Regions from separate parts of the Homo sapiens genome. Here region 1 is linked to region 2. Evidence: read pairs that join two places in POLR2A ChIA-PET (ENCODE). Cell type or tissue: PC-3. All regions are shown on one strand. Each heading gives the region's core, and the rest is flanking DNA. Links, peaks and the distances in the headings are about the cores only. Region 1 has its middle 27 kb from the start of PSMD14-DT. Region 2 holds the start of PLA2R1 (phospholipase A2 receptor 1).

What was found. ChIA-PET counts read pairs that join two places held together with the same protein. Peaks named below come from ENCODE experiments on the same cell type or tissue, not always from the same donor. Only the 100,000 strongest peaks of a DNase experiment are listed, where the experiment ranks them.
Region 1: POLR2A ChIA-PET joins it to region 2 with 6 read pairs; 1 of 35 experiments calls an interaction of 5 or more read pairs at or near these places.

The regions. Positions count from the first base shown.
Region 1 is chr2:161,272,986-161,289,357 of GRCh38, forward strand. No RefSeq gene overlaps it. Among named protein-coding and RNA genes, the nearest start is that of PSMD14-DT, 27 kb to the left of the region's middle. RefSeq lists enhancers at 5,424-6,060, 6,061-6,696, 8,986-9,486 and silencers at 7,153-7,447, 9,293-9,587. In PC-3, for the core only: a CTCF peak has its summit at 8,114; a DNase peak (open chromatin) is centred at 8,116; H3K4me3 peaks cover 391 bases.
Region 2 is chr2:160,057,106-160,073,477 of GRCh38, forward strand. PLA2R1 (phospholipase A2 receptor 1) reads right to left here and starts at 5,510. Exons shown (of 30, transcript NM_007366.5): 1 at 5,190-5,510. The coding sequence starts at 5,298. LOC105373717 (a long non-coding RNA gene) reads left to right here. Exons shown (of 3, transcript XR_007087274.1): 3 at 3,358-3,696. In PC-3, for the core only: no CTCF peak of the experiment used is centred there; no DNase peak of the experiment used is centred there; H3K4me3 peaks cover 1,782 bases.

The sequences.
Region 1 (16,372 bases), core at 3,685-11,684, 1.2 Mb after region 2:
TCTGTCTCCCAAGTTCAAGTGATTCTCCTGCCTCTGTCTCCCAAGTAACTGGGATCTCAGGTGCCCACCACTGTGCCCAGCTAATTTTTGTATTTTCAGTAGGGATGGGGTTTCACCATGTTGGCCAGGCTTGTCTCAAACTTCTGACCTCAAGTGATCTGCCCACCTCGGCCTCCCAAAATGCTGGGATTACAGGCGTGCACCAGCATGCTTGGCCTCTTTAATTCTTAAAGAGGTACATTTCACCTATCATGAAAAGTCACCAGTTGGATTTACCTCAAAGGAAGACAAGGTTTTTCCCCAAATAGTTTAACTTAAAGAATAGGGATTGTTACTTAGACATAGGCGCCATCTAGTGGCAAAAGGTAATATGAAACTGGCTTTCATATGGTACGTTGTCAATAAGCATTAGTTCCTTTAATTCTTTCACCCTTTTATTAATATAGATGAGCAAGCAAGACTAGTCAATAGTAAAAACTGAACAGGTACTGAAAGAAAATATTGTAGATGAAATATGATTAGACAAGAAAGGATTTAAGATGTTTTGAGTAAGAGCTGGAAGCGTGACAGATATAAAACAACAAAGAAGGAGCAAAAGGCATATAAGCTGGGAGCATAATAACTAGAGGACTTGCTAAAATCTTTTTTAAAATTGTCTATTTTAAATTGCACAGATTGAACTGAAGATTGTTTATTGAAGTTGAAAGGAATAGAGATGGCTGAAGATAACAAAGTGAGGAAGAAGTCAAAGATGATGAAGATACTGTTAATGTAAATAGGGAAGATACAGAGCATACAAAATGAAAGTCAATACCAATAGAGTTTAAGAAAAAACTTCATTGGAGATTGATTATAGATATGTTTATTATGTACAGGCATCTTATGGGGAATAGTTTTCTTACATTTTATTATTTCCTTGTATTTTATTAATATGGAGTAGAATCCTCTCTTTGATGAGGGTGGTTACATGGGACATTATTATACATTCAGAAATTAGCTGGTCATAAGGCAAACTGGGTTTTCTGATTATAGTTAACCCACAAGTGTGTATTAAATAACTACTCTATATAACTAGACAAATTCTAGGGAATAGGTAACATTGAAAGAAAAAATAATCTTTGCTCATAATCTAACAAAATAAGCTAATAATCTAACAAACAAAATGACAAGGGGTTAATTACAACTGATAATATTTCATAGAAAAAATAATATAAAAGGCATTCCAAACTTATGACTACCATCTAATCAAAGCTCAAGAAAGGGGGTTCCTGCTTATCCTGGTGCTTTGTGCCAGCCTAAGAGAAAGTAACTCTATTAAATTTTATATTGTGGGCTTATTATTTGGTTTGACATATATTTCTATACTTTTGGATACTGCTATGTTCAAACATAAATACAAAATACATTTTTTCCAAAGTTAAAATTGGAATTCTTTTTTTAATCAGCCACCATTTTGGATTAGGAGGCAGTATATGAGATGAAGAGTAGATAGGGTTTAGAAATAGATGGCCATGGATTGAACCCCAGTTCTGCCAATTTTTAGTTTTTAGCCTGTTTGCAAAGTATTCAAATTCTCTGAGCCAACCTTTTGTTCCATAAAGAATTAATAATGTCGATTATGTAAAACCATAAGTGGCATTGCCTGGCTATGGTAAGTTTTCAATAAGCTTTAGTTCCTTTAATTCGTTGACCCTTTTGTTACTATAGATATGCAAGTCTAGTCAATAGTAAAAACTGAACGGAAATATGTTAGATGGAATATGATTAGACAAGGAAGGATTTAAGATGTTTTGAGTAAGAGCTAGAAGAGAGTGACAGATATAAAATGACAAAGAAGGAGCAAAATGCATATAAGCTAGGAGTATAAGCCAGTTGCGGTGGCTCACGCCTGTAATCCCAGCACCTTGGGAGGCCGAGGCAGGTGGATCACCTGAGGTCAGGAGTTCGAGACCAGCATGGTGAAACCCCCATCTCTACTAAAAAATACAAAAATTAGCCGGGCGTGGTAGTGGGCACCTGTAATCCCAGCTACTCAGGAGGCTGAGGCAGGAGAATCGTTTGAACCCGGGAGGCAGAGGCTGCAGTGAGCCGAGATCACGCCATTGCACTCCAGCCTGGGTGACAGAGCAAGACTCCGTCTCAAAAAAAAAAAAAAAAAGATAGGAGCATAAAATTGAAATTAACATGCAATATTGATGCAGAGGCCAAGGTGGAGAGTAAAAAGAAGTAGCACGAGAATGGCATTAGGATTATGTAAGAAATCATTCCTTAAAGATCTATTTTATATGATAGACAATAGGGAACCACAGTATTTTCTTGAAAAATAGTGAAATACATTGAAAATTAGCTGGTTTTCCACCTTATGTTGCCATTGAACTGACTCAATCTAAATGCACAGTGATATGTGAGTCTAAGGAAGAAAGAAAAGAGGGTCAAATACCTCATGTCTGTATCTGGTCAGAAACCCTAAAGGAAAGTCTAAAAGAGTTGTTAAAATAGTTATTTTTTTCCTAGACTCCTGCAGTGCTCAATATGTATTTGTAGCATTTTCTGTTTCTATCTTTATGTTTTTTCTTTTTGTCTTTCTTATTCATCATTTTTATTGTTTTAATAGTTTTTAAAACATTCATTTCTTTCTCATTCATCATTTTTATTGTTTTAACAGTTTTTAAAAAGGCAAAGCATAATAACATTTTAATTTTTATTAACAAGTATATCAAAATTCTTAGGGAAAAAATGAATAAGCAGTCATTCAGCTTTGTTTTTGTTTTTGCTTTTTTGAGATGGAGTATCACTCTGTCACCCAGGCTGGAGTACAGTGGCACAATCTCAGCTCACTGCAACCTCCGCCCCCCAGGTTCAAGCAATTCTGCCTCAGACTCCCGAGTAGCTGGGATTACAGGCGCCTGCCACTGCGCCTGGCTAATTTTTGTATTTTTAGTAGAGACGGGGTTTCACCATCTTGGTCAGGCTGGTCTTGAACTCTTGACCTCGTGATCCACCTGCCTCGGCCTCCCAAAGTGCTGGGATTACAGGCGTGAGCCACCGTGCCCGGCCCGCAACAGTTATTCAGCTTTACCTCCAGTATCTGGAAACAAAATATTTAGATATGTTAATTTTCCCTCAGCTATCAAAACTACTAATCCAGGCCAGGCACAGTGGCTCATACCAGTAATCCCAGCACTTTGGAAGGCTGAGGTGGGAGGATCACTTGAGCCCAGGGGTTCGAGACCAGCCTGGTCAAAAAACTGAGATCCCGTCTCCACAAAAAATACAAAAATTAGCTGGTCATGGTGGCATGGGCCAGTACTCCCAGCTACTTGAGAGGCTGAGGTGGGAGGATTGCTTGAGCCTGGGAGATCGAGGCTGCAGTGAGCTATGATTGCACCACTGAACTTCAGCCTGGGTGACAGAGTAAGACGTTGTCTCAAAAACAAAACCTATGAATCCATTCATATATTTCTAAGCTACACTATTTAAATTTTCTATATCAAATAATATCTATCATCATAAAATTCATTTTATAATTTTAATTTTTAACTTGTATGGCTACATAATAGTTGTACATATTTACAGGGTACATGTATTTTTATACAAACATACAATGTGTAATGATCAAATCAGGGTAACTGGGATATCCATCACCTCAACATTGTTATTTATTTGGGAACATTCAACATCCATTCCTCTAGTTATTTTGAAATATATAATAAATTATTGCTAACCAAAGTAATGATTGTTAACTATGGCTACTATAGTTAACAATAACAATCTAGTGTGCCACCTAACACTAGATCTCATTTCTAGTACGTAACTGCATTTTTTGCACCCATTAACCAATCCCTCTTTATCCACCCTTAAAAGTATTTAAAGTAAGTAATTCTACCTGAATATGGCCCTTGTCTTAGAAAAATAAAATAAAACGAGAAAAAAAACTATCTCTAGGTAAATGTTTTATAAATAGATTCTTATCATAAATGACAGTAGGTCCTGTCACAAGAATTAGATTATAGTTTTCTTCAGCAGAACACAGACATAACTGATCATTCAAAATCTTTTCCTACGTCTTATAAACTAAGCACATGGGCTCTCATGTTTGCATACTTCACACTTAATATTTTAACAATGTAAATTATGTAAGCCGCAGAGCTGTTGTTCTCTTTCTTTCCCTTTCTTCTTTCTTTCTCTCTCTCTCTTCTCTTTCTTTCTTCTTTCTTTCCCTCCCTCCCTCTCTCTCTTTCCCTCCCTCCCTCTCTTTCTCTTTCTTTCTTTTCTTTTTTTTTTTTGAGACAGGGTGTTGCTCTGCTGCCCAGGCTGGAGTGCAGTGGTGTGATCACAGCTCACTGCAGCCTCGATCTCCTGCCTCAGCCTCCTGAACAGCTGGGACTGCAGGTATAGGCCACCACACTGGCTATTTATTTATTTGTTGTGAGACAGCGTGTGATTCTATCACTCAGGCTGGAGTGCAGTAGCACCATCTCAGCTCACTGCAACCTCTGCCTCCTTGGCTCAAGCCATCCTCTCACCTCAGCCTCCAGGGTGGCTAAGACTACAGACATGTGCTACCACATCCAGCTAATTTTTGTATTTTTGGTAGGGACAGGGTTTTGCCATGTTGCCCAGGCTGGCCTCAAACTCCTGGGCTCAAGTGATCCTCCCACCTTGGCCTCCCAATGTGCTGGGATTACAGATGTGAGCCACTGCTCCTTGCTTTTTTTTTTTTTTTTAAGTCAGAGACAAGATCTGGCTATGTGCCCAAGCTGGAGAGCAGTTGTTCTTAACCTCCATGTTGAAATTGATTGGTTGGTGTTCCATGGTTGTGAGATTTGCCAAAAGTAGTATGTTACTAATAGAGAATAAACAGTATTTGATCTTAAATCTTCACTGGTTAAAGATATAAAAGAGGCCAAGAAGTGGATGGGCCTGTGGCTTAGGCCTGTAATCCCAGCACTTTGGGAGGCTGAGGAGGGTGGATCACTTAAGTCCAGGAGTTCAAGAGCAGCCTGAGCTACATAGAGAGAACTCATCTCTGTAAAACATAAACAAAAAATTAGCCAGGTGTGGTGGCACACGCCTGTAGTCCCAGCTACTCTGGAGGGTGAGGTGGGATTGTTTGAGCCCAGGAGTTTGAGGCCGCAGTGAATCGTGATCCCGCGACTGCACTCCAGCCTGGGTGACAGTGTAAGGCTTTGTCTCAAAATAATAATAATAAAATATAAGAGGCCAGGAATGGTGGCTCATGCCTGTAATCCCAACAATTTAGGAGACTGAGGCTACAGGATCGCTTGAGGCCAGGAGTTCGAGACCAGCCTAGGAAACATAGTGAGACCCTATCTCTACAAAATAAAAACAAAAATAAAAAATTTGCAAGGGGTGGTGGTGCACACCTGTAGTCCTAGCTACAGAATTGCAGCTAGGATGAGTCAGGGGAGTTGCTTGAGCTCAGGAGTTCAAAGCTGCAGTGAGCTATGATCCCGCCCATGCCACTGCACTCCAGCCTGGGCAACACAGATCTCATCTCTAAAAAACAAACAAAAATAAAAGAGAAGAAAGGGCTTTTACTATGCTTGTGGTTGTGCACATTCAATTTTAATTCACAATCCATTTTAGAACGTTTTATCACCCCCGACCAGAGAAAAACCCTGTGAACATTAGTCACTCCTCATTCTGTCTCAAACCCTCTCCCTGACCCTCAGCCCTAGGTAACAACTGCATAGAGCGATCAACCCCATATGCATAGATTTCCATATTGTGGACATTTCCTATAAACGGAATTGCATAATACGTGAGCTTTGATGACTGACATAACACTTTTAGCACAATATTTTCAAGATTCATCCACATTGCAGCCTTACCCACAGGGGGAAACCATTTTTTTGGGGTTTTAGTAACACTGGGTGTTTTCTCCTTCCTTCCTTCCTTCCTTCCTTCCTTCCTTCCTTCCTTCCTTCCTTCCTTCCTTCCTATTTCTCTCTTACTCCTTCTGCCCTCTCTCTTTCATGTGCCTTAGGTGCATCCTACGTTCTGCGTCTTTTTGGGGAATCCTCGACAGGTGCTGGAAAATTGTGTTATTGTAATTATTTACCGCTATCTCTCTTTCATGGTTCTCCATCAGTTGTAAGCATCTATTGGTTTATCCCAGGTCACTAAGTATATTTTAATTAGGCACACCTGTTTTTCTTTATACAGCTGTTTCTGGAGTATAGGGTCGCATGCTCATAAACCCAGTGTAACTCAGAAACGCATCTAATATTCCAATAAACCCATCATAACGTTGAAAAATCATAAACCAAACCATCATAAGTCACGGTTTGTCCGTGGATATGGGCTTCATCAATTCCATTGTATTCAATAATGCTGTACACCATTAACAATGGCAGACTGATAGGGCGTGGATATTGATAGCATTATAAAAATCAGTTATTAGAGGGATACTTTAACCTGACTGAAGAACTGATCTAATGGTATTAGTACAGTGCATGATTATGTGAAATGTTTTGAGACAGAGTAGTACATTTGTGAATGAAATTTTATGGCTTTTTTCACTTAGTAGGAACCTTTGTGTGTGGAAAACTGAGAAAATTGCTTTCTGCTGTAGAGTCTGGCATTCATTGTAGATTAAAGCTTATTTTTCTGTGAGTAAATCTTATTCAATAAAATACTACTCTTTATAATAAAAAACAAAAACACTGGTGATGTGAAGTCATTATCCTCAGCAAACTAATCCAGGAAAACAAAACCAAACGCCACATTCTCACTTATAATGGGAGCTGAAAAATGGGATCACATGGACACAGGAAGGGGAACAACACATACTGGGGCCTTTTGGGAGGCAGAGCGTTAAGAAAAACAGCTACTGCATGCTGGGCTTAATACCTAGGTGTTGGGTTGACAGGTGCAGCAAACCACCATGGCACACGTTTACCTTAGTAACAAATCTGCACATCCTGCACATATACCCCAGAACTTAGAAACAAAACGAAACAAAAGAAAACGAGAAAGCAATAGCAAAACGCTAACGGCAAAACAAAGTTTCAAACTCAGAAAGTGACAGACCAATTTTTGGTTCAAATCATGGTTCTCAACCCAGGTGCCATAAGGTCAGGATAAAGAATTTGATTACGTATTGTAAATAAGACATGCAGCAAATGACCAGAAAAATTATTCCCAACATATGTGTGTCTTCGAATTCAACGGTGACGCTATCTACCGGGACACAGCATTAGATTCCAAAGGGCCGAGTCCCGCAAGACTGGCCTCCCACACTAATAACAATGGGAAGCCCTACGTTGTTTTACCTGTGCTTCTCAGCAACTGGCTATAAATCAGGTTTCCACCACTCCCAGTTTTAGTTGCATTCATTTGCTGGAAGAGCTCACAGCACGCAGGGAAACACTGACATTTCCCATTGTATTTTTCTGAAAAAAATTCAGAAAAAAATTTTGGGCCCGGCACGTGGGGAGGGGCGCACTGCCTTCCAGGAAGTGTTATCCAGAAGCTCTCTAAACCCAGTCCTTTTGGGTTTTTATGGAGACCTCATTCTATAGGCATGATGGGTTAAACCATAGGCTATTGGTGATCAGCTCAACCTGAGGCTCTCAACTCTCCCTGGAAATTGGGGTTGAGGCTTTGCCATTCTCAGTCTGAGTAAAAGAATTTACACAAACGGAATTTTAAAACAGATTAGCATAACAGGAAACTTAATTAGATGATTGAATTATCTGGAGCCACACCTTGATATTCCTAACCTGAGCACCCTCATCCAACGAATGCTCCACCCAACTGGCTCCCAAGTCTCTACGGGGTTCCAGAGCAAAAGAATGTTTATACAACGCATATCTCCACCTCTTCTTCAAAGTCTTTTCGCTTACACGGGTAATTCTTAAACTGCCATGCATCAGGGTCAGGGGGAGGGCTTGTTACAACACAGATCTGTGGATCTCCGGGGTTTGAGGGTTGCAAGGATGCTGCTGGTGTCAAAACCACAACGTGGGAACCACAGAACCACTAGTTGGTTTTCAGTGTTTCAGTGCATTTAATTCATAATATATTTGGCCAAGAAAACTTGTAAGGTCTTAGATTGTCCCAAAGGTGGCGCATGAAATCCAATCAGGAGAACAGTTTCCTACGAGGTGTAGCCTGGGAAAGTTGGGGGTGACTGGTGGAAAGGAGGAGTGAAGCTCCGCCCTTTCTGCTGCGAGGCTGCGCCCGAGGCTATTTAAACCCACCCTGGCAGGCCTGTACTCAGATCTTCGCAGAGCGGAGCAGCGGCCGGAGCGTTTGGCGGACTCTGCGTGGACTTGGAGCTCACAGCGTCTTGCGACTTGGAAGCGGATTCAGAGGACAGGACAGAACACTTGGGCAAGTGAATCTCTGTCTGTCTGTCTGTCTGTCTCATTGGTTGGCTTATTTCCATTTTCTTAAGGAGCACATACCTCACACCACACACACAAACACACACACACACACACACACACACACACACACACACACACTCCTTCATTCTGCGGGTTAGAAAATTAGTGGGGGTCCCTGGGAGCTGCAGGTTTCCTAATCATGTCTGCACCTAAGAACAGTAGGGTCTTGTCTGGCTCTTCTTATGAACGGTCCCCCAGCCCGGACTCCCCAAGATCCATGCTAGCCTCACCCAGCTTCTCCCTCTCCCCTCTCAGATACTCAGACTTAAGAGGAAGCTCCTCACCAGGGATCCGGAGCTACCATTCACCATCCCCTAGGGCTTCACCACACTCACCTCTGTCATCACCAGTATCCCACAAGCTCCCATTTCCCTGTCCTCTCCGTGATGGGCAATCAATGAAGCCATTGGGCTCTCCCGTGTCCTCCTCTGAGGATTCTTCAGAGTCACCACGTTCATCAATAATATACCACATGTTCCTACTGCCATCACCCAGCAGCTCACCCCCAGCTCTCGGGGAGTCTCCTGTGTCTCCCAGCTACTCTCCAAACAACCCCAGATTTCAGCTGGAGTCAGCCCTCCACACCCAGGAATCACCTACAAACTCACGAGCCTCACGGTGCTCCTCCCCTATGTCTTTCAACTCTTCACCCCCAGGCCTCAGGGACTCTCCTGTGTCTCCCAGCTTCTCTCCAGCCTTCCCCAGATTTCTGCCACAGTCAGCCCCAGGCACACAGGGGAACCCTGGACACTCACAGGCCTCACGAGACTATCTCCCTATGACCTGTATCTATACAGGGATGGCTCCCACGCATCCCTCAGTGACCCCAAACCCATCTCCACTTACACTCAGACACTCCCAGGGCCTGACAGCTACTCCCCGTTATTGTCCTTCAGTTCGAAGCCCTGGCCAATCTACCAGCCAACATGATGCAGCTACCTGGCCATTTCTCCACATTTCTGGTGAGGGCCCCACACCCAGCCGCAGAAAAGCCCCTCCTGCATTCCATCCTCACACACAGGCCTGTCCATCCACTTGCTACTGTCACACTCTTGCCAGCAGAAGAGGCCCCTGTAATGGCCGATATCACCGCCCAGTCTATCCTCACCCCACAGCTATGCAGCGGGACCCTCCTGCTGGCCCACGTGGCTGCCAGAGCCCATGCTGGCACTACACTCCAGCATGTCGGCGTCCCTGCGGGCCACACTACCGGTGACATGGCTAGCATGACCCTCCTTCCTGGCAGTGACACTGCTGATGTGAACCCCATCTCTACTAAAAATACAAAAATTAGCTGGGTGTGGTGGCGGGCGTCTGTACTGTAGTCCCAGCTACGCGGGAGGCTGACACAAGAGAATTGCTTGAACCCGGGAGGTGGAAGATGCAGTGAGCTGAGATCATGCCACTGCACTCTAACCTGGGTGACAGTGAGACTCTGTCAAAAAAAAAAAAAAAGAAAGAAAGAAACGAAAAGAGCAGCAAAGTTTGCAAATAATTTTTCAAAAACTTATAGCAGAAATAAATTTACCTCTATAATGACATAACTCACTCATTTGAGTTCACCGATTATTCTTAAAAGAAAAACAAAAACAACAAGGGGAGGGGGGCACGCTAGAATAAACTTCTGTTCCCGCTTCCAACAATTGTGTGCATCCTTCAAAACAGGGCTGCGTTGTTACAGCACAGATATAAACTCTGTTCAAGTAACCTATGAAATAAATTCCTTCACTATCCATCCTGCAGAATCTTTTTGTGGTTAACATTCATTCATTCATTTACTCTACTTCTTGAGAACCGAGCAAGATACTAGGGTTTTAAGATTAGGTTTCTGTACTGAAAGAGCTCACAATAAACTAGAGTGGGAAGTTTGCTGGATGTCCAAAATTACAACTTACGGCGACGGTAGGAACACGATTTTAAAGATAAAATGCATTGATCATCTTATTTTTAAATTTTATTCAGTTCAGATGTAAACATACCCATTTCCTGTTTTTATTTTTAAAGTTTTAATTTTAACTAATTCTAAAGTAATTTTTAACTAATCTTAGGGAAGACACACATGGTCCCCTAAATTGATTTAATATCCCAGCATGGTCCCCTAAAATCAGTGCATTTTTCCTAATCCTTATAACTTTCAAAGTGATTGTCAAGTGTGGTTGGGCCATGAAATTCCTCCTTAGATGTCATTTGTTGAGTTAATTTTCTAGAGCATGATATGTCAAGACTTGATGAGGCTTGCACTGGATGTTTTTTCTGTTGGCCCCTCTACATTTGTTCTTCACCTTCCCCACTCTGCTCTCTACCCAGAAAGGCTGGCCTCTAAAGACTTCCTTGCCTTCTGGCTTCTGGTTGGCTTTGGCTAATTGCAGGAAGTAAGGGAGCAGGAAAAGAAGGAAATTAGCACAGGGGTGTCCAATTTTTTGGCTTCTCTGGGCCACACTGGAAGAAGAATTGTCTTGGGCCACATATAAAATACACTAAAACTAATGATAGCTAATGAGCTAAAAAAAAAAAAAAATCACAAAAGTTTTAAGAAAGTTTGTGAGTTTGTGTTGGGCTACATTCAAAGCTGCCATGGGCTGTGTGCAGCCCTCCTGGCTGCAGATTGGACAAGCTTGAATTAGTGTATTCATTTTTCTGGCTCTCTCCCTGCCAGGTCTCAGCTTGAGAATGTCTGGATTCCACTAAGGCCATAGTTTCTGTCAGATGGCCCAGAGCCTGTGGCTATGGATTTCCTCTCAGGTCCTGGTAACAACTACTTCCTTTGCCCTTTTAAGTCTACGGGTAGTAATGGCTTCCTACCATTCAAGGAACCTAATTCCTTCCTAACACTTTCCCTTGTTGAGTTCCTTTAAACTTTCCCACATCTCTTAATGAAGTCTTCATTAAACTGTCTTTTAAATACATATCTATTTCCTACAGGGATTCTGAGGGATAGAAGGCTCCCAGTCAGAGTCCCAGCAAGAATATTTTAGAAAAGGGGGATACTAAGCAATATTTTAGAAAAGGGGGACACTAAGCAAGCCTTGGAGAGGCTAGGCTTATGTTGCATAACAAACAACTCAAAAATCTTAGCAGTTTAACAAACAAAAGATTATTTATCAACTGGGTAAGGTGGCTTGCGACTTTAGTTCCAGCTTCTCAGGAGACTGAGGCAGGAAGATTGCTAAGGCCAGAAGTTCAAGGCTGCAGTGAAGTATGATCACACCACTGCACTACAGCCTGAATGAAAGAGCAAAACTCCATCTTTAAAAAAATACATATGACATACAAAATATGTGTTAATTGACTGTTTATGTTATAGGTAAGGCTTCTGGTCAAGAACAGGCTATTAATAGCTAAATTTGGGGAGAGTCAAAAGCTATACACAGATTTTAGACTGCACAGGGCTCAGTACTCCTAATCCTTTCCACTCCCACTGAGCAAGGGCCAACCGTGTATCTCTAATACTAGTTACAGATGAAAGGAGTGGAGAGAAGTGGGGGGAAGCAAAGAAAAGAAGATGGCTGAGAATTTTTTTTTTTTTTTTTTTGAAATTGATGAAATACTTGAATTCCTCAAACTGAAGAAGGGCACCGAAATCTGAAAAATTAAATTAAAATGAATATATTGCTAGATATACCTATATCAAAATGAAACTCCAAATACTAAATTCAAAGGCAAAAATCTCAAAAGTAAAAACAAACAAAAAAACTACCATGAAATCAACAACCAAAAAAAATGGAGTACCTACAAAAAAAATAGCAAAAATAAATGACTGAAAACAACAGAACAATATTTTTAATATTCTGAGGGAAAATAACCAATAACCTAGAATGTAGTAGCTAGTTAAATTATCATACAAGAGTGAGAGAAAATATATTTTCAAAGTCAACAGAAGTTTACTATTCACTGATTTTCACTGAAAGCACTAATAAATGACGTATTTCAATAAGAAGGCAATAAAGTCCATATGCAAGAAACAATGGTGAGCAAAGAAATCAGTAATCATGTGTGTAAGTCTAACATTGACTGAAAAAATCAATATAATGGCCGGGAGTGGTAGCTCACGCCTGCAATCCCAGCACTCTGGGAGGCCAAGGCGGGCGGATCACGAGGTCAGGAGATTGAGACCATCCTGGCTAACACGGTGAAATGCCATCTCTACTAAAAATACAAAAATTAGCTGGGCGTGGTGGCGTGTGCCTGTAGTCCCAGCTACCCAGGAGGCTGAGGCAGGAGAATCACTTGAACCCAAGAGGTGGAGGTTGCAGTGAGCCGAGATCATGCCACTGCACTCCAGGCTGGAGACAGAGCAAGACCCATCTCAAAAAACAAACAAAAAATAAATATAATGATTAACCATGAGAGTTTCAAAAGCAAGATGGAACTGGAGAACAATAATATGGAAGATAGAAGAGAAGTTTATTGGAGTTTTTAGCATCTTAAGTTTCCTGCTTAGGCAGAAATGAGAGAGATACTGATTAAATTTAGACATTGATACATTAAATATGCATATTAAAAATTCAAGTGCAAGCCAGGTTGAGGTGGGAGGATTGCTTGAGCCCAGGCGTTTGAGACTATCCTGGGCAACATAGCATGACCCCAGTCTTTACCAAAAAATACCAAAAACAAACAAACAAACAAAATTAGCCAGGCATGGTGGAGCACACCTGCAGTCTCAGCTACTCCGGAAGCTGAAGTGGAATGATCACTTGAGCCCAGGAGACCAAGGCTGCAGTGAGCTATGATTGCACCACTGCACTCCAGCCTGGGTGAGAGAGTGGGACCTTGTATCTAGGATAAAATAAAGTGGAGGAGGTTCCAAGATGGCTGAATAGGAACAGCTCCAGTCTACAGCTCCCAGCTTGAGTGACGCAGAAGATGGGTGATTTCTGCATTTCTAGCTGAGGCACCGGGTTCACCTCACTGGGGCTTGTTGGACAGTGGGTGCAGCCCACGGAGAAGGGCAGGGCATCGCCTCACCAGGGAAGTGCAAAGGGTTGGGGAATTCCCTTTCCTAGCCAAGGGAAGCCGTGACAGATGTTACCTGGAAAATCGGGACACTCCCACCCTAATACCCTGCTTTTCCAACGGTCCTAACAGCACACCAGGAGATTATATCCCACGCATGGCTTGGAGGGTCCTATGCCCAAGGAGCCTCACTCACTGCTAGCACAGCAGTCTGAGATCCAACTGCTAGGAGGCAGCGAGGCTGGGGGAGGGGCATCTGCCATTGCTGAGGCTTGAGTAGGTAAACAAAGTGGCCCAGAAGCTCGAACTGGGTGGAGCCCACCGCAGCTCAAGGAGGCCTGCCTGCCTCTGTAAACTCCACCTCTGGGGACAGGGCATAGCTGAACAAAAGGTAGCAGAAACTTCTGCAGACTTAAATGTCCCTGTCTGACAGCTTTGAAGAGAGTAGTGGTTCTCCCAGAACAGAGTCTGAGATCTGAGAATAGACAGACTGCCTCCTCAAGTGCGTCCCTGACCCCTGAGTAGCCTAACTGGGAGACACCTCCAAGTAGGGGCCGACTGACACCTCATACAGCTGGGTGCCCCTCTGAGACTAAGCTTCCAGAGGAAGGATAAGGCAGCAACATTTGCTGTTCTGCAATATTTGCTGTTCTGCAGCCTCTGCTGGTGATACCCAGGCAAACAGGGTCTGGAGTGGACCTCCAGCAAACTCCAACAGGCTTGCAGCTGAGGGTCCTGACTGTTAGAAGGAAAACTAACAAACAGAAAGAACATCCACACCAAAACCCCATCTGTACATTACCATCATCAAAGACCAAAGGTAGATAAAACCACAAAGATGGGGAGAAACCAGAGCAGAAAAGCTGAAAATTCTAAAATCAGAGCGCCTCTTCTCCTCCAAAGGAATGCAGTTCCTCGCCAGCAACGGAACAAAGCTGGATGGAGAATGACTTTGACAAGTTGAGAGAAGAAGGCTTCAGATGACTGGTAATAACAAACTTCTCTGAGCTAAAGGAGAATGTTCGAACCCATCGCAAAGCAGCTAAAAACCTTGAAAAAAGTTAGATGAATGGCTAGCTAGAATAACCAATGCAGAGAAGTCCTTAAATGACCTGATGGAGCTGAAAACCATGGCACGAGAACTACGTGATGAATGCACAAGCTTCAGTAGCCGATTCGATCAAGTGGAAGAATGGGTATCAGTGATTGAAGATCAAAGGAATGAAATGAAGCGAGAAGAGAAGTTTAGAGAAAAAAGAGTAAAAATAAACTAACAAAGCCTCCAAGAAATATGGAACTATGTGAAAAGACCAAATCTACGTCTGATTGGAGTACCTGAAAGTGACGGGGAAAATGGAACCAAGTTGGAAAACACTCTTCAGGATATTATCCAGGAGAACTTCCCCAACCTAGCAAGGCAGGCCAACATTCAAATTCATGGAATACAGAGAATGCCATAAAGATACTCCTCGAGGAGAGCAACTCCAAGACACATAACTGTCAGATTCACCAAAGTTGAAACAAAGGAAAAAATATTAAGGGCAGTCAGAGAGAATGGTCGGGTTACCCACAAAGGGAAGCTCATCAGACTAACAGCTGATCTCTCAGCAGAAACTCTACAAGCCAGAAGAGAGTGGGGGTCAATATTCAACATTCTTAAAGAAAAGAACTCTCAACCCAGAATTTCATATCCAGCCAAACTAAGCTTCATAAGTGAAGGAGAAATAAAATCCTCTACAGACAAGCAAATGCTGAGAGATTTTGTCACCACCAGGCCTGCCTTACAAGAGCTCCTGAAGGAAGCACTAAATATGGAAAGGAACAACTGGTACCAGCCACTGCAAAAACATGCCAAATTGTAAAGACCACCGATGCTAGGAAGAAATTGCATCAACTAACGAGCAAAATAACCAGCTAACATCATAATGACAGGATCAAATTCACGTATAACAATATTAACCTTAAATGTAAATGGACCAAATGCTCCAATTAAAAGACACAGACTGGCAAATCGGATAAAGACTCAAGACCCATCAGTGTGCTGCATTCAGGAAACCCATCTCACGGGCAGAGACACACATAGGCTCAAAATAAAGGGATGGAGGAAGATCTACCAAGCAAATGGAAAACAAAACAAAACAAAACAACAAAAAAAGCAGGGGTTGCAAATCCTAGTCTCTGATAAAAGAGACTTTAAACCAACAAAGATCAAAAGAGACAAAGAAGGCCATTACATAATGGTAAAGGGACCAATTCAACAAGAAGAGCAAACTATCCTAAATATACATGCACCCAATACAGGAGAACCCAGATTCATAAAGAAAGTCCTTAGAGACCTACAAAGAGACTTAGACTCCCACACAATAATAATGGGAGACTTTAACATGCCACTGTCAACATTAGACAGATCAACGAGACATAAAGTTAACAAGGATATCCAGGAATTGAACTCAGCTCTGCACCAAGTGGACCTAATAGACATCTACAGAACTCTCCACCCCAAATCAACAGCATATACATTCTTCTCAGCACCACATTGCACTTATTCCAAAATTGACCACAGAGTTGGAAGTAAAGCTCTCCTCAGCAAATGTAAAAGAACAGAAATTATAACGAACTGTCTCTCAGACCACAGTGCAATCAAACTAGAACTCAGGATTAAGAAACTCACTCAAAACCGCTCAACTACATGGAAACTGAACAACCTGCTTCTGAATAACTACTGGGTACATAAAGAAATGAAGGCAGAAATAAAGATGTTCTTTGAAATCAATGAGGACAAGGACAAAACATACCAGAATCTCTGGGACACATTTAAAGCAGTGTGTAGAGGGAAATTTATAGCACTAAATGCCCACAAGAGAAGGCAGGAAAGATCTAAAATTGACACCCTAACATTACAGTTAAAAGAACTAGAGAAGCAAGAGCAAACACATTCAAAAGCTAGCAGAAGGCAAGAAATTACTAAGATCAGAGCAGAACTGAAGGAGACAGAGACACAA
Region 2 (16,372 bases), core at 3,369-11,368:
AATGTAACCAGACCCCTCTCCTAGGAAATTAAGGGACTCTTCCCAGGAAGCTAAGGGAGCTACAGAGGAAAGTCCTACTAGTCAAAGCCAAAGAAACAGTCAACAGAAAGAACAACCAAGCAGGAACCACCATAGAGCCCCAGAGACAGAGAGAAACAGATAAAGTAATGCTTCATGTCAGTGGCCAGTGCCTGTTTCCCAGGAGGCCTGGCTGCCCTGAAGAACCTGTCCTGGGTCCCCCTTGAGATCCTGGGACCATTACAACCAACTCCACGTTTGCCTGAGTGACCTTCAGTGGGCCTCTTTCCTTGAATCCAAAAGAGCTCAGAAGGGAACTTTCAGCTCACTGAACTTTTACTGTTGCCTGACACGTGATCCTGGGCCTTTGCACATGAAATACATGTTCCCAGGAATGCTCAGTCTCCTTTTTCCTATATGGTAACTGCCTACTTATCCTTTAGGAAAACAAATGTCTTTTTATGAGCCTCCAGCTCCCCAGGCCAGTGCCTCCTCTGCATGCCTTCAGCACTTTGCTCATCCCTGGTTATCATAAGACCTCTCTCACTGTTTTGTAATTGTTTATGTTTCTGTATCTGTCCCTGGACTCTCAGCCTCTTGGGGCCAGTGTCATATCCTACTCATGTTTTTACCTCCCCAATCTGGAGGTGGGTAGCAGATTCTGTTGGTTTCCTTCTCACACCCTCTAACCTGGAGCTCACTCACCTGCAGACAGTCCTCGTGCACTCCCACTGACTTTCTGTGGCTCTCTGCCTGGGAGAGACCAGGAGCACCAGGGGGTGAATGCCCCAGGAGTGACCTTAGTCAATAAGAGGCGGGAGTTGGTGGATAAATACTTCAGCTTCCTGCCCGTTGGTGGGTCCACTGAGTTCTATACAGTTCCTCAAAGGGTCCTTTGTGAAACTGAGCCCCAGTGGTCTGTGGTGGCTTTCTTCCCTCTCTGGTCTCATGTCCTCACTCCCTTACCATGCTTTCTAGAATCACCTCCAAAAAAAAAAACTACTTGCACCCTAAGGAAAACATGTCTCAGGAATTGCTTTTGGATGAACCCAACTAAAACAGGTAGATAAAGCACATATTGCCTGACAGATAATGAACAACTGAGGCCATCAGCCCCTACCCCTCTTTCCGTCGGCGCAGCATGTCGAGAGACACCCCGTACACCCAACCCTGTTTCACTTTCTTCTCCCCAGATAGGACCTGATGGCAAGCACACTGACCACACACTCATCTGCACCCTCACCTCCTTTGATCACTGGTCATTTAGAAGAGCCTCCCCTGAGTGTCCCCAGGCACTGACACAGACTTAGGTTCTTTCCACTCCTGCTCTGGGAAGCTGAGCACTACAGAAGGAAACTCTCCTACGATATATTAGTGGGGGACCATTTCACATTTATCATTTTTCAACCCTCAACAAAGCTTCAAAACCCTTTTACTTGCCCCCTGATCATTTCCTTTAGCAATGACTATGCCCAGTTTTCACCAGGATGCTCCATCCCCTTCTTCTTTCTCCCCGCTGTCCACTTTGTATCTGGAGTACTTGAGTGAGTGAAGTTAGTGTGTCTTAGCACTTGCTAGAAGAAGGGCTCAGATTCTGATCAGGGAAAACAAACTAAAATCAGGCTCCTTGGAATAACCAGCTAGAGCAAAGGTCCCCCACCTTTTCTGCCCCAGGCACTGGTTTCACAGAAGACAAATTTTCCACAGGCCAATGGGGTGGTGGGGTGGGGGATGGTTTTGGGATGACTCAAGTGCATTACATTTATTGTGCACTTTACTTCTATTATTATTACATTGTAATATATAATGAAGTAATTATACAGCTCACCATAATGTAGAATCAGTGGGAGCCCTGAGTCTGTTTTCCTGCAACTAGACGGTCCCATCTGGGGTGACGGGAGACAGTGACAGATCATCAGGCATTAGATTATCATAAGGAGCTCGCAACCTAGATCTCTCACATGCACAGTTCACAATAGGGTTTATGCTCCTTTGAGAATCTAATGCCACCACTGGTCTGACAGGAGGTGGAGCTCAGACAGTAATGTGAGGGAAGGGGAGCAGCTGTAAATACAGATGAAGCCTCTTTTGTTCACTGTTGCTCACCTTCTGTTGTGTGGCCCAGTTCCTAACAGGCCACAAACTGGTAGGTGGCCTGGAGGTTGGGGATGCCTGAGCTAGAGGTAGGAGGAGATGAGTTTCAGACCTGCCAAGTACAGTGCTGTGCACCGTAGTAAGTAATTGTTATGGGGCTGTCAACCTGTCAAAATGTCTGGATTGGCCAGAGGAAGAGGGTGCCATGGTGAGAGAGCAGCAAAAGGACAACACTTAGATGTGTACTATTACTAGCTCCATTTTACAGATGAGGAAACTGAGCTACTGACTGGCAAAATACCTGTCCAGGGTCACACGGATGGTAAATGGCATAGTCAGGATTTGAACTCAGATCGTCTAGCTCTGAAGCCCGAGAACTTAACTACTATATAATACTGTATCTACTGACTTTTGAATACAGAATTGTATTACTCCATTTTCACACTGCTGAAAAAGACATACCCAAGACTGGGAAGAAAAAGAGGTTTAGTTGGACTCACAGTTCAACATGGCTGGGGAGTCCTCAGAATCATGGTGGGAGGCGAAAGGCACTTCTTACGTGGCAGCGGCAAGAGAAAGATAAGGAAGAAGCAAAAGCAGAAACCCTTAATAAACCCATCAGAGGTTGTGAGACTTATTCACTATCACGAGAATAGCATGGGAAAGATTGGCTCCCATAATTCAATTACCTCCCCCTGGGTCCCTCCCACAACACGTGGGAATTCTGGGAGATACAATTCAAGTTGAGATTTGGGTGGGGGCATAGCCAAACCATATCAAGAATTATTGATAAATCATTGGAAAATCATCACAGTACAATCCATCATCTGCCTCCCAAGGCTGGCATGCTTGTAATACATATCAGATCTACAAATAATACATATCAAACAATTCAGATAAAAAATGCTGTATGTATAATCTGCTGTGCATTATTACATAGCCATTATTAGTGGATTGGAAATGAAAATGAGTGTGCATTTTTCTCTCAGTTGCTCTGTGGATGTCAATCGTGGCTAAAGTGAGTCAATGTGGTACAGTGAACACAGCGGTAAACTGAGGCACCCCAAAGCATGGCTAACTACATGGTAGCCATACCTCAACTTCCACATCTGAAGAATAGAGGGCTAGAGTAGACAATGTCTCAGGTTCTTTTCAATGTTAAGATTTTGTTTTTCCATTTTGTATTGACAGTAAAAACTTGACTTCAAACCTGTCCAGCTTACACTTGAAATTCTACTCATGCAGGTGACTGGAGTCAGGGAGAGAGCCTGTGCCTGTGCGAGGAATGGTACATAACCTCCGTGCTCCTTGGAAAATCAGCAGCAGCATTTTCATATCTGAAGAATCTCTATGCCAACTATGTCAACCTTTTCAGATGTGCAAATTGCACCTAGTAGGTACAAGGGCTAGCAGATGGCTCTAATTTCAGAGTGCCCTTGACTACTAAAAAGAAGGCACTGATGAGAATTTGTCTCAGGCCAGTATTTGGTTCTGCTACATATAGAAGGGATTAGCCCTTCACTCGGAGGATCACCAGCACATACTCTCTGTGTGGCCCAGTCCAACTTCTGTCCTGTGGGCTGCTGCCCTGTTCTACCACCTAGTGCCCAGGCAAAACCCACATTTTAAAATGCAAAGGAATAACCACTGCATGGTAAACTTAGTGGGAAGGAATCATACATACTACAGGATCAGATGTGCATCCACAGGAGCAATTTTCTGAATTGACCAAGAAGGTAAGAGCATCTCTGACTTTGGTCACTTTAGAATAAGAATGGTCTTGTTCTACCTGCCCCTGATTAAGCCTCCAGGGAGCTTAGGAAACACAGTCTAGAAAAGACTACCTCAAAAATGTAGACATATTCTACTGTGGAGGAAAAAATGTGAACGCAGATATTGATCACATCTTGTGTTACCCCTTCTCTCCAAACTTATCTCCAAAGGCAGAGAGGATGGAGGCTGTCTGGAGGCTCCTCCTGGCATATTTAACTCCCTCCTGTCCCCCTCCTACTTGCATATATGGACTTCTGCACTTAGGCGCAGGCTTCTCTGCCTGAGGTGGCCCATTCTCAAATGCGGGCCCCTGCAGGCCAGAAATCTCTCCTCCCTCTCTTTACACAACCTTCTGAGTCTCATGTGTAGTAGGTGCTCAATAAGTGTTTGCTGAATTGAACCCCGTTTTTCCACTGAGAGAGACTAAGGCATAAAGGCTTCAGATCACGCAGTTCATGGAGCCACTGGGGCTTCTCTCCCTCACCTGGCCTGATGTTTTCAGGCGGGGTGCGGTGGGTCAGGCCTGTAATCCCAGAACTTTGGGAGGACGAGGTGGGCGGATCACTTGGGCCCAGGAGTTGGAGACCAGCCTGGGCAACATGGTGAAACTCCGTCTCCACCAAAAATACAAAAATTTTGCTGGGCGTGCGGGCGCACACCTGTGGTCCCAGCTACTCGGGAGGCTGAGGTGGGAGGATCGCTTGACCCCGGGAGGCGGAGGCTGCAGTGAGCCGAGATCCCGCCATTACACTACAGCCTGGGCGACAGAGCAAGACCCTGTCTCAAAAAACAAACAAACAAAAAAAGTTTTCCTTAAGGAAGGGATGGACTGGGGAGGCCTGGCTTGGGGGTCACTCCTAGGTGGCGACGCAGACCCTGAGCGCTTGCTTTGCAAGGGGACGAACTGAGCCATCTTTTTGCTATCATTTATCCGTCCCAAATAAGCAGCTCTCAGAAAGTTTCCGTTTTGAAACTTCTCCGACACTCCTATCCCGGGCTGGCTCCGGGCGCCAGAGCCGAGAGGAGTTACCTGCGAGACCAAGCCCCCCCGCCCCCGCCGCCCGACCCCCGCAGGAGCCAGGAGGGTGCCGGGCCGCGCAAGTGGGGTGCTGGGCCTAGACAAGAGGCTGCAGGACACCACCCGCTCCCCCCATGCTCAGGACTGCTGACACACGAACCCCTACAAACGCGGCCGCCCTTGCCCGCCAGCTTGGCCCCTAGCTTCGCCCCTTCTTCCTCTCCTTCGACCACCCCGACCCCCCTCCCCAACGTACCGATCCAGTCCCCGACCCTGGGAGACTCACCCTGCCACTCCAGGAGCCGCTCGGGGGTAAGCGCCGCCGCCACACCCTCGGCGCAGCCCCGCGGCGCCCCCAGCAGCAGCAGCAGCAGCAGCGACGGCGACAGCAGCATCGCTAACCACTGGGCTCTCCGGGAGCCCCTTGTCCCGGGAGCCCCTTATCCCGGGAGCCCAGAGCCGCGTCCCAAGCACCCGGCCCCGCCGCGCGGAAGCGGATCCGTAGCCTCCTCCGCGCCCCACCCCCTCCGGGGGCCTTGCCAGCCCAGAGCCCTGGAGACCCACTCCGCCACCGCTGTCTCCACAGTGAACCGACACTCGGGGCTCTGGGCTGGGATGCGGGAAAGTCGCGGAGGTTTTCCTCGCCCCACCCACTGCGGCTTGGGGAAGGAGGAGGAGGAGGGGTGGGCCATCTGCCCATCCCAGAAATTCCTGCCTTTGGGGTGGGGACAGGCGGAGTGAGGCTGCTCGGGTCACACTCTCCGCTCCTCTAGCTTGCAGCCCTGCTCTCTCCTTTCTGGGGGAGGCCGAAGAGGAGTTGTGGGTGAGCGATTTGAGAATCTCCGGGACAAGGAGCCTGACATCCGGGTTTGCAAACCACCTGGATTCTGGTAAACACCGCGGATTTGCAGCGGGCAGCCTAGAGTGAACCCAGCTGCTCCGCGACGCAGGCGCTTTGGGAGGGTCCTGGACTCCTTTGACTTGTGGAGCACTGGAGACACCTGAGGGGCCACGCCGTGGTCTCCACCTTCCTTGCCCCAGAGTAACCCGGAGATTCTTCTATTCAGCTCCTTCGGTTTTGAAATAACCTCCTCTTTCCAACTCCTTTGATCCCCCAAGCCCCGCAAAGTAGCCGGGGTCCCTATTATCCCATTTTTACAGCTGAGAAACCCTGCCCAGAAAGTCGAAGTGCTTTGCTCTAGGTTACTTCCTAATCCAGCAAAAGTTACTCTCTAGCAAGTAGGACAGCCCTGGCTAGAATGTAGTCGTTCTAACTGTCCTCCTTCAAATAACCAGCAGAACACTGGAAGCGTTTAATATTCTGAGAACAGGCTCATATAAGACCTTTCCTCAGCGGGACCTTGACATTAGTCATTAAAACATAAGAGAGGGGGAGGGGAGGGGCAGAAAGCAGAGCCTGGAAGGAAATGCCTAGCAGGGAGCAAGATTGAAGGTCAGAGCCAAATGGGGAAGAAGGGAAAGTGGTTGCCTTGGCCATGGCCTTAACAAAAGGTGCTCAGTCCTGCAGGAACCTCAGAGAGCCTCAGAACTGTCTGTCGAGGACAAAAGGGGCAAGCGTTTATCCATGGACTTTATCCTTCCCTGTTGGTAAGGGAGATCCTAGGGTTATTAACTCCTCTGCACTGTTCTACAGCAGTGGTGAGTTTCAGTCATGGTCCCATACCTTGTCTCTTAGAAGCCCTGGGTGCATAGCATGGCAAAAGGTGAGGCGCTGTCAGGTTGTTTCTCAGAGGGTTGGGGGGTGGGGGACAGCCGGGGGAAACAGGCTGCAGAGGGGGCTGGAATAAGAGGTGGGTTGAGAGGATGTGAGAGGTTCCAATGTGTGTAGAGTTTATAACATATCATTACATGTAGAATTCAGCATCCTTGCTTGAAAACATGCAGAAAAGAGATGCTTTAAGCCTAGTAGATTACACAGACTTCAGCCACAAACTATGTATCCATCTCTCCTATGGCCTCAGAACTACATTGCTATGGGAATATCCCCGTAGTATTATGATAGAAGATTTGGCCCTGCCCGAGCAGGCTGGCATGTATTGCAGCAGGCAAGTGCAATGCACATGACATAATTAGGTCATAAAACAGGACACTGATGCTAATCTCTGGTGAGGTCCAGGGCAGTGAGAGTAAAGGGGAGAGAGACTAGGCTGGAGTGGGCATAGAGGCCTAACTATGCTCAGATAGTATGGTGGGTATTGGGAGGAAGAGGCTGTTCTAGGATGGGAAGAAATTGTGAAAAAAAAAATTATACAAAGGTTGGAGTGAGAACTGCTTGTATGGGAGAGAGTGAGGCATGCCTGGCTGAAATAAAGGCAGCCACTGGGGCACCCTGACGAATGAGGACAGTTGCTGGGACATTGGGCTACCTCTCACTGGCTGTGGACCAGGGTGAGTTATTCACGTGCTATGGTCCTGTTTTAGTCTCTGTATAATGAGGGGGGAAAATGCCTCCCTTGACCCATAGCAGATGCTATTCTGAAGTAGCAGAGCTAGGTCTGTGAGTAGGATAAGAAGGGAGAAACAAACCTTATTTCATCTTCAGAGCAATTAGTATAATGAAGAGAGGTGTTGACAGCTTCCTGGCCTACCAACCCCGTATTTTCTATTCAACCATTAGAACACTCAGAAAAGAGCTACTTTTTCTTTTTTTAAAAAAAATCTCTTCCTGAAACACTGCAGCTTTGAAATGGAAATCTGTGGTAAAGGGCTTTTTAACCTTCAAGAAAATGACCAGCACCCATATCCTGGGCTCACGTGTGTTTCAGGTTCATGAGGCAGTGTAGGGTCATGGTTAAATGAGGCAGCTCTGCCACTTACCAGCACACCACTTAGTTTGCCCCAGCCTCAGTTTCCTTCTGTGTAAAATGGAGATAATAATGTTTGCTTCATTGTGTGGTTGCATTAAATGAGCTAATGTATGCAGAGTGCTAGCACAGTGCTAACACACTGTAAAGTTCACCTCTGGGAGCTGTGGGTGTGTGGGGAGGGAGTGAGGAGCAGAGAGCAAGAGCAAAGGAGAGCTCAGAAGCCATGCTACAGAGCACTGTGCTAGTGGTAATTATGGCTCTGGACTTCAGCTGGGGAACACAGCAGGGAGGGCTCAGTGCCTGCTGGCCTTTGTACAGCTTCCCATTGCTTCCCTTCTCCTTTGGAGTTGGAATTCATTATTTATATCTCTCACCTGAATGTGAGTTCCAGGGCAGCACACTTCCTGGCACTTAGTCATCTCTCAGTCTCTGCTGAATGAGCGAAGGAATGAGGGAGGAAAAGAAAGAGGTTGAAAGAAATGAAGTCAGTCTTCACTTAACGTCATCTATAGGTTCTTAGAGACTATGATTTTAAGCAAAATGGCATATAATGAAACCAATTTTCTTTTTCTCATCAATGTCATAATGAAATCACAGTGAAGGAAATAATGTTGTTTGAGGACCTGCTGTATGTCATTTCACTTAAAATTGCAGTTTCCAAGAACCTGTCCATGGTGTTAAGTGAAGACTTACTGTACAGTGTGTGGAGTGATTTGAAACTTGAGAAAAATATTAAAACTTTGAATGGTATTGACAGTAAAGAAAATGGGATTTAAAACTCAATGTATAGGTTGCGGTTTGTCAAAATTAACAAAACTTTTTGAGCACTGTATGAATCAGGGTATCAGCAAGAAAGGGTGAGGTCCTGGTTTGTTGAATGTTTACCCAAGGGACTGTGAACCCCCAAAATTTGAGATGGGCCTCAGTTAATTTAGAAAGTTTATTTTGCCAAGGTTGAGGACACACACCCGTGACACAGCCTCAGGAGGTCCTGATGACCTGTGCCTAAGGTGTTCAGAGCACAGTTTGGTTTTATACATTTTAGGGAGACATGAGACATCAATCAATGTATGTATGATGAACATTGGTTTGGTCTGGAAAGGCGGGACAACTTGAAGTGGAGAGCGGGGCTTCCAGGTCATAGGTAGATAAGTGACAAGTGGTTGCATTCTTTCAAGTTTCTGATTAGCCTCTCCAAAGCAGGCAATCAGATATGCGTTTATCTTGGTGAGAAGTCTTTGAATAGAATGGGAGGCAGGTTTGCTATAAGCAGTTCCCAGTTTGACTTTTCCCTTTAGCTTAATGATTTGGGGGGCCCAAGATATTTTTCTTTCGCATTTCCCCCCTTTTCTTTTGAAAAATCTTTTGAAGGCCGAGCATGGTGGCTCACACCTGTAATCACAGCATTAAGGGAGCCTGAGGCACGTGGATCACCTGAGGTCAGGAGTTCAAGACCAGCCTAGCTAACATGGTGAAACCTCGTCTCTACTAAAGATACAAAAATTAGCTGGGTGTGGTGGTGCACGCCTGTAATCCTAGCTACTCAGGAGGCCGAGGCAAGAGAATCGCTTGAACCTGAGAGGCAGAGATTGCAGTGAGCTGAGATCATGCCACTGCACTCCAGCCTGCATGATAGGTGCATTCTCTGTCTCAAAAAAATAAATCGTTTGGAGCAAATTAGTCTCTGGTTCCAGGTTTAGTCTTTTATCTGATATCTCATGGCTAGGATGATTTATTCCTAGACAGGTAGGTCCTGAGTTATTAGGAAAGCTCATTTTTAGAAAGTTGTAAAGTCTCATGTCCTATGAAGAGAAAATAGGGGGAGGAAGGGAGAACAACAACAATAAACAAAAGAAATATTTTGGAAAATCAATGTAGACCACATTACTCTGAAGTCCATACATCAGTAGGCAGGTATGAAAGTGGCTTATGTATGTAAATAGGTTTTGCTGTTATTTTCTTCTGAAGTTCAAGTTGTCTAGTTTCAGTTTGCAGAGCTTTACAAAAGCACAGCTTTGTTTTCAGTGACTCCAAATTAGGAAAAATGGGGGGAAAAGGAAAAAAAATTAAAAACATTATTTTGAAAACTTATAGCCAAAAAAAATTAGAATTCAGTCCAAACTGTAGAAAATAATAAAACTGAAAAACATCAGACAAGACTAGAATCTAACAACAGGTGTACTACAGTTTTTGAAACATAATTTTTCTCTCTCCAGTTTCCCATTTTTAAAGACAAATCATGGTAGGACTGATTTGCTTTATTATACTTATCCTAATTATTTGCATACTGTGCAGCAAGAATAATTATTTTTTTACATAGGCTTTTAAATTGTCTTTGGTGGGACTTTATTCCATAGAAGGAATCTCAGATAAGACTTTTTTAAAGCCGAGCCCAGCCGTGAATTTGTGCCACCTAATACCTGTGAATTGGGTGATCCTTTCCTCTTGAGGTTCCAAGATAAACTTGGAGCTCCTGGGCCTGTCAGAAAGTAACATTCTTTACTTACCACAGGTCAGGAACCCTGTACAGGGAAGGTATGAGACCAGTTTCCCCAAGGGCTTTTATTGACTCCATAAGTCAAGTTTGATTCCTTAAAGGAAAGCACACCATTAAAGCCTTGGTAAAATAACCAATGTCTCCAATTGCGTCCTGTTGCAAAATGAAAACAGATTCTTATTGCAGTTATGCAAATAACTGTATTGCCATAAGTTAAGAATACTCACAGATAGTTTCCAAATTCTGGAGAAATCAGGTAGAGGGAAACAGATATGCTCCAAATTGTGTTCATAGGAGTATACTAAATTGTTAAAGCTGTCAATAGCTCAAAAGAAAAGTTTCCTTGACTCTGAAAAAAGCAGAACAAAGGATCAGCAACATTTAAAGCAAAAATCAAAAAATTAGTCTTCTATCAGTTCAGTTTACATAGTTAACTCCTGTTCTGCTTGATATTCATGAACATTTTAGCTCTCCATGAGAGTCCTGAAAGTTTTTCCTCTATTCTAATGTCACAATCTCCAAAGTTATCAGAAACCGGCATTTAAGAACACCTGTTAGACTTTTATAGCAGATTAGAAAACCACCTCCTAAAGAGGACCAAAACAAGACAACAATTGTCTGTGGATGACAAAAAATTTTAGGGCAGCCATGGTCAAAGACACAATTGACAAGGAAATTTGTTACATCTGTGGCACACAATAATTTAACATAACAATTATAAGTATTACTGATAATATACAGTAAGTCATATCAGAATTATAGGAGTTCCCATGATTTTGGAACAGATACCATATATTTATATAAATACAGCCTAAAGAAAACCAAACACCATTTCATCTTTGACAATGTTTCCTGTATAATATTTATACCAGACAAACCAAACTATGTCATCTTTGAACTTTAAGGAACTTAATATCTTAAAGGATTGATTAGGTTAGAAAAAGACATAATTTATAATTTGATTTTGGAAAGTTCATCAAATATCAAAGGTTTAAAGCCCTTGATATCACAAAATAAGATCATTCATTTAACCAAAGTGATAACTCAAGGATTTAAAAAGGCAAAAACCTTCATTCTTTGAGAAAGGAGACTTGACATTCCAAACAATAAGCTCTAATAAAAACAGCATGAAGCCAATTAAATTTGTTTTTTGAAATTTTATAAATGATCTATAAAATTTTAATCTTGACCGTAAGATACAACTTCCATAAGCCTTTTATAACCTTTATTGAGGAGTCAGTTAATGCTTCAAGAAAACCTTGTTAATTTGACAAAGGGGCCAATATGCTAGTCTTGCATCACTGCGCCTTTAACATTAATTATTACTTTTTAGAGAAACTGAACTTATTTTATCTTTCAAAATCAGCCCTTAGAATCTCACATGCCCACCTTTTCCATGATAGTTCCTGGGCCTTGAGTTGAAATAGCTTTAATTTCTGGTCCTGTGTCTTAGGAATGCAGTTTATTTTGATTGGCATCTCCTACAGGGCCTGAAAATGGGGCTTTAATTGCTGTCAGTGTTTAAAATGTAGTAGGAGTTGTTGTCCTTTTTAGACCCAGGAGTCAAAGCCCTGTAACTCAGTGTCACAAGTATTTTAAAAGTGCATATGGAGAGATGAAAGATAGATGGATGTAATAACCTTAATTAAAAAATTTTAATCTCAGTTTTTTTCCTAAGCAACCCAAAACTTAAATAATAATATGACAACTTGATCATATAAAAGTTTTTGGTTTTTAAAAAAATAAATCCTCTTATTGTGACTTACATAGACCATTCATGACATGCTTGTACTTTCTGGTTTGTTTTGAACATCCCTCTTTCTTAAGCAACTAGTCATTTTACTCTAGGACTAAATTTACCATACGAGATTCTTTCTCATATGAAATTATTTCCCTTTACGCTTTCTCACAAAAAAACCCCTCTTTATTTTAATAACTTTCTGTACATCTCTTTTATTTCCTGGTTCCTTTTACCTTGTTTTATACATGACCTTTAAATAAGCTTTGAATTAGATAAAAATTGTTCACCTTTTTTTTTAAAGGACACATTTGTTTTGAATGTTTTCCTACAAATATATTTTTATTGGAAAATACCCAAATAATAAAATATATGTGATTTAATTTGATATAACTTTAGATTCTAAATTATGATGAGCTTGTCTACAAGTATTTATCCTATTATATTTACCTAATAATTTTTTTGTCATTTACTTAGAGTATTTACAAAAACCGTGATTGTCATTATTTAAAGTTACAGAACCACCATTGCGAAATTGTAACTGAGAGAGTGGAAAAGATTTGACCTGACTGACTCCATCTTACTTCTAACCTCCAAACTGTTCTGTTCATTCCTGGGCATAGGTCAAACTAACTTTGGGAGGAACTTAGTTGATAGTTTAGCTTTAAAACAAAGACTGTGACAGTCCTTTCCCAAAACAAACCTTACTGCCTGTAGAATGGACCACCTAAAGCCACAAGATTAGAAGATATGGTAATCGTACTAAATTCAAGATGTAGAATTTTTTATTAAACCAATATCAATATCTTATTAAAGATTACTCAAGCAAAGGTCTTTCTGATTTGGGCTGGGTGTATAGTTTTATAACCCCTATGCCAATTTTTGACAACTTATAGTATTTGGCAGGGAAAAATATGAAATTGCCTGATTTATAAATGCAAACAAAAACGTATGCTGGCAATTCTTAAGACATTTCTAACAATACTTTACCAATAATTGTAAAGCTAACTTATTAAAGATTTTACTTAAGTTACATAAGCTTGAAAAAGCATTTGACTAGTCTTTTCTTTTATCCTGATAAAGTATTTGATTCAAGTGCTTTTATTTTCTTAACCCAATTAATTAGAGGTTTTTTATATATTTTCAGTAGTGAAACATTGTGTACACAACAAATAAATACAAAGACATATTAGGCATGCTGATAGAAATACATCTTATAGATTCATAAAAACCTTTTTTTTTCTATCTTACACTTTCAGATTCTAGATAAACTGTTTCACAGCCCTAGGCAGTTGTCAGCTAAATAGCCTTAAATTTGCATTTAAAGGAAACAACCCAGGTGAAAACCAAATAGCAAAATTTATGTCATAAGGTACAGAGAGAAAATATCTGGTGGTCCTAGAGGGATATTAAAGATGGATGCCAAATCAGACAAAAAATTATAGAAATCTATCACAGGATTGTATAAGAGGACCAATTTTGTCTACATAGGGACTACCTATCTTTTAACAGGATCTCTGAGCTCTGGGCAAAGCTCACACTGAATCCTGGGTCTCCAAAAAGGAAGAATTATTATGAGTTTAGACCATGTGATGCTTTTACAGTGCACTTAAAAAAATTTTTTTTTAAATAAAGACATTTCCAAGTGTCTGAACAAACCACACTCTTCCTTAAAAAACCAAGAGTAACCTCTGCTGCAACAACTATTTTAGGCAAAACACACACACACACACAAAACAACCCAAACAAACAAACAAACAAACAGGAAACACAATACAAAAGTAAGCAGTTTAAGAGCTGAGACAAACTTGTCTGTTTTCATTCTTGTGATTCCATAAGGCAAAACAGGTTTCTCCCCTAAAGGGAGCCTGCTACCTTCTCTATTTTCTTTATGGAGCCCCACACTGCTATAAACTGTTTTAGGTACCCCATACAGCAGAGAGTGCAAAAGAAAGGAGAGACAACAGAAGTAAATGAAGAAAACAGAATTCAGGCAACTGAGAAGAAAAAACTTTTGCTCAAAAACAGACAAAGTCCTAGGAGAAAAACAAGAAGAAAAACATGAAGGCATTTTAAATACAAACACACACATATGCACACATACACACACACACACACACACACACACACACACCTTGGATGTTAGCTTTCAATTAAGCTGACTTTTAACCATTGAGCTTCTTTAAAAAAAATCTTTTTAAGTTCCATTACCATATTTCAGCTAGAACAAATTGCTGCAATTTCAGAAGTATCGCTATTGCTGTTTCAGTTTGGCCTGGCTAGCAAATAAGTGGTCTTGTTATGTAAGTAAAGCCACTTAGTAGTCAAAATCGAAAATCTTTCCTCTTTTTTTCCCTTTGCTGATCATTTTTCTCCCCTCTACCACACCACCTTTTTTTATATTTGTGGGAATTTAGCCACTTCAGAAGCCTTGTTCCCCATAATTTAGAACTTTCATTGGATTTGATCAAGTCAGAGTTGATCAAACCCAGTGGGAAAAAGACCCAACAATGAAAACAGAACCAAACAACCCACCCCCCAAAAAAAAACAGTTAAGCAAAACAAACCATTGTACAACTTATGTGATTACTGAGTGCTCTAACAGTAAAGAGAAATTAAGACCAGTTGGTTGTTAACTTTTGCCAAGACAAAACCCCAGTTTACTTACCTAAGGGTGTGTCTCATGCTGAAAATGTATCTCCACCATCCTAGAAGCAGGAAAAAAAATAATAACTTATCTTCCCTGTTGGAAATGAGCTCAAACTCCATGAAGGGGTTACCTGCCTTCCATTGTCATGGAAGCAGAAAAACTTGCCTTCCTTGTTGGAAGCAAGTAAAACTCCAGAAAAAAAAAAAAAAAAAAAGGGAGTTGCAGCAAAATAAACTTTAGATCTTGACCAAATTTTGGGAGATCAGGGATTCTCTGGAGGGGGTGCTCCCAGACTTCCACAAATTGTCCTATTGGTTTGAGCCATAAAGTTAGCTCATGCTGGTACCAAGCACTGAAAGGAGATTTGTCAAAGGTTAGGGACACCTCCACTCAGAATCCCTTCATGGTTACCAAAATATGAACACTGAAAATTTATGACAGGTCTCAGTTAATTTAGAAAGTTTATTTTGCCAAGGTTGAGGATGCATGCCCATGACACAGACTCAGGATGTCCTGGTGACATGTGCCCAAAGTGCTCAGAGCACAGTTTGGTTTTATACATTTTAGGGAGACATGAGACATCAATCAACATATGTACGATGAACATTCGTTTGGTCTGTAAAGACAGGACAACTCGAAGTGGAGGAGGGGGCTTCCAGGTCATAGGTAGATAAGAGACAAATGAGTGCATTCTTTTGAGTTTCTGATTAGTCTCTCCAAAGGAGACAATTAGATATACATTTATCTCAGTGAGCAGAGCGGTGACTTTGAATAGAATGGGAGGTAGGTTTCCTCTAAGCAGTTCCCAGTGGGACTTTTCCCTTTAGCTTAGTGATTTTGGGGGCCCAAGATATTTCCCTTTCACAGGACTATTTACAAATGTATGGGCAGAATGAAGGGAACCAAAACAGGATGATGAAGCACCCAGCTTCTGGCAAGAATGAAGCTGTCTTTACCACAGGTAGACCTGAAGGAACACAGGGGCAGGGAGCAGTTACAGGGGCCTAATGAAAGCTGTGCCCTTGGGACAGAGGACATCTGCTAGGACAAGAGAACAGCAACTACTACCAACTGAAGCCTGGTGGGGAGGAAGCTAAGACAGTAAATACCCTGTCTGTCTTCTCCTGCTTTCTGACCTCTTCCCGTTGGCAGAACCCAGCTGGAATTCAGTGGGCAAAGAAGTCCACAGAAGCCAGCTTCCCAGAGTACAGAGCAGAGTGGAGGATGATAGAAAGAAAAATATTGTATGATCTCATTTATTTGCAGAATCTTAAAAAATAAAGTTGAATAAATAGGAACAGAGTAGAACAGTGGTTACCAGGGGGAGGAAATGGAAGAAAGTCAAGGATACAAATTTGCAGTTATGTAGGATGAGTAAGTCTGGAGATCTAATGTATATCATGAGGATTCTAGCTAATGATATTGTATTGTATACTGAAAAGTTGCAAAAAGAGTAGATTTTAGGTGATACTAGTACACATACATAAAGGCAACTATGGAAGGTGATGGAAGTGTTAATTTTTTGGCTTTTAATCATTTCACTATGTGTATATATATGTCAAAACATTATGTTGTATACCTTAAACACATACAATAAAAATAAATTTTAAAAAGCAATAAACATACAACTACTATATTTGTTTTCTAGGGCTGCCATAACAAAGTACCACAAACTGGGTGGCTTAAAACAATGGGAATTCATTCTCTCTGTTTTATAGACCAGGAGTCCAAAGTCAAGTACATCAAAGGAATGAAC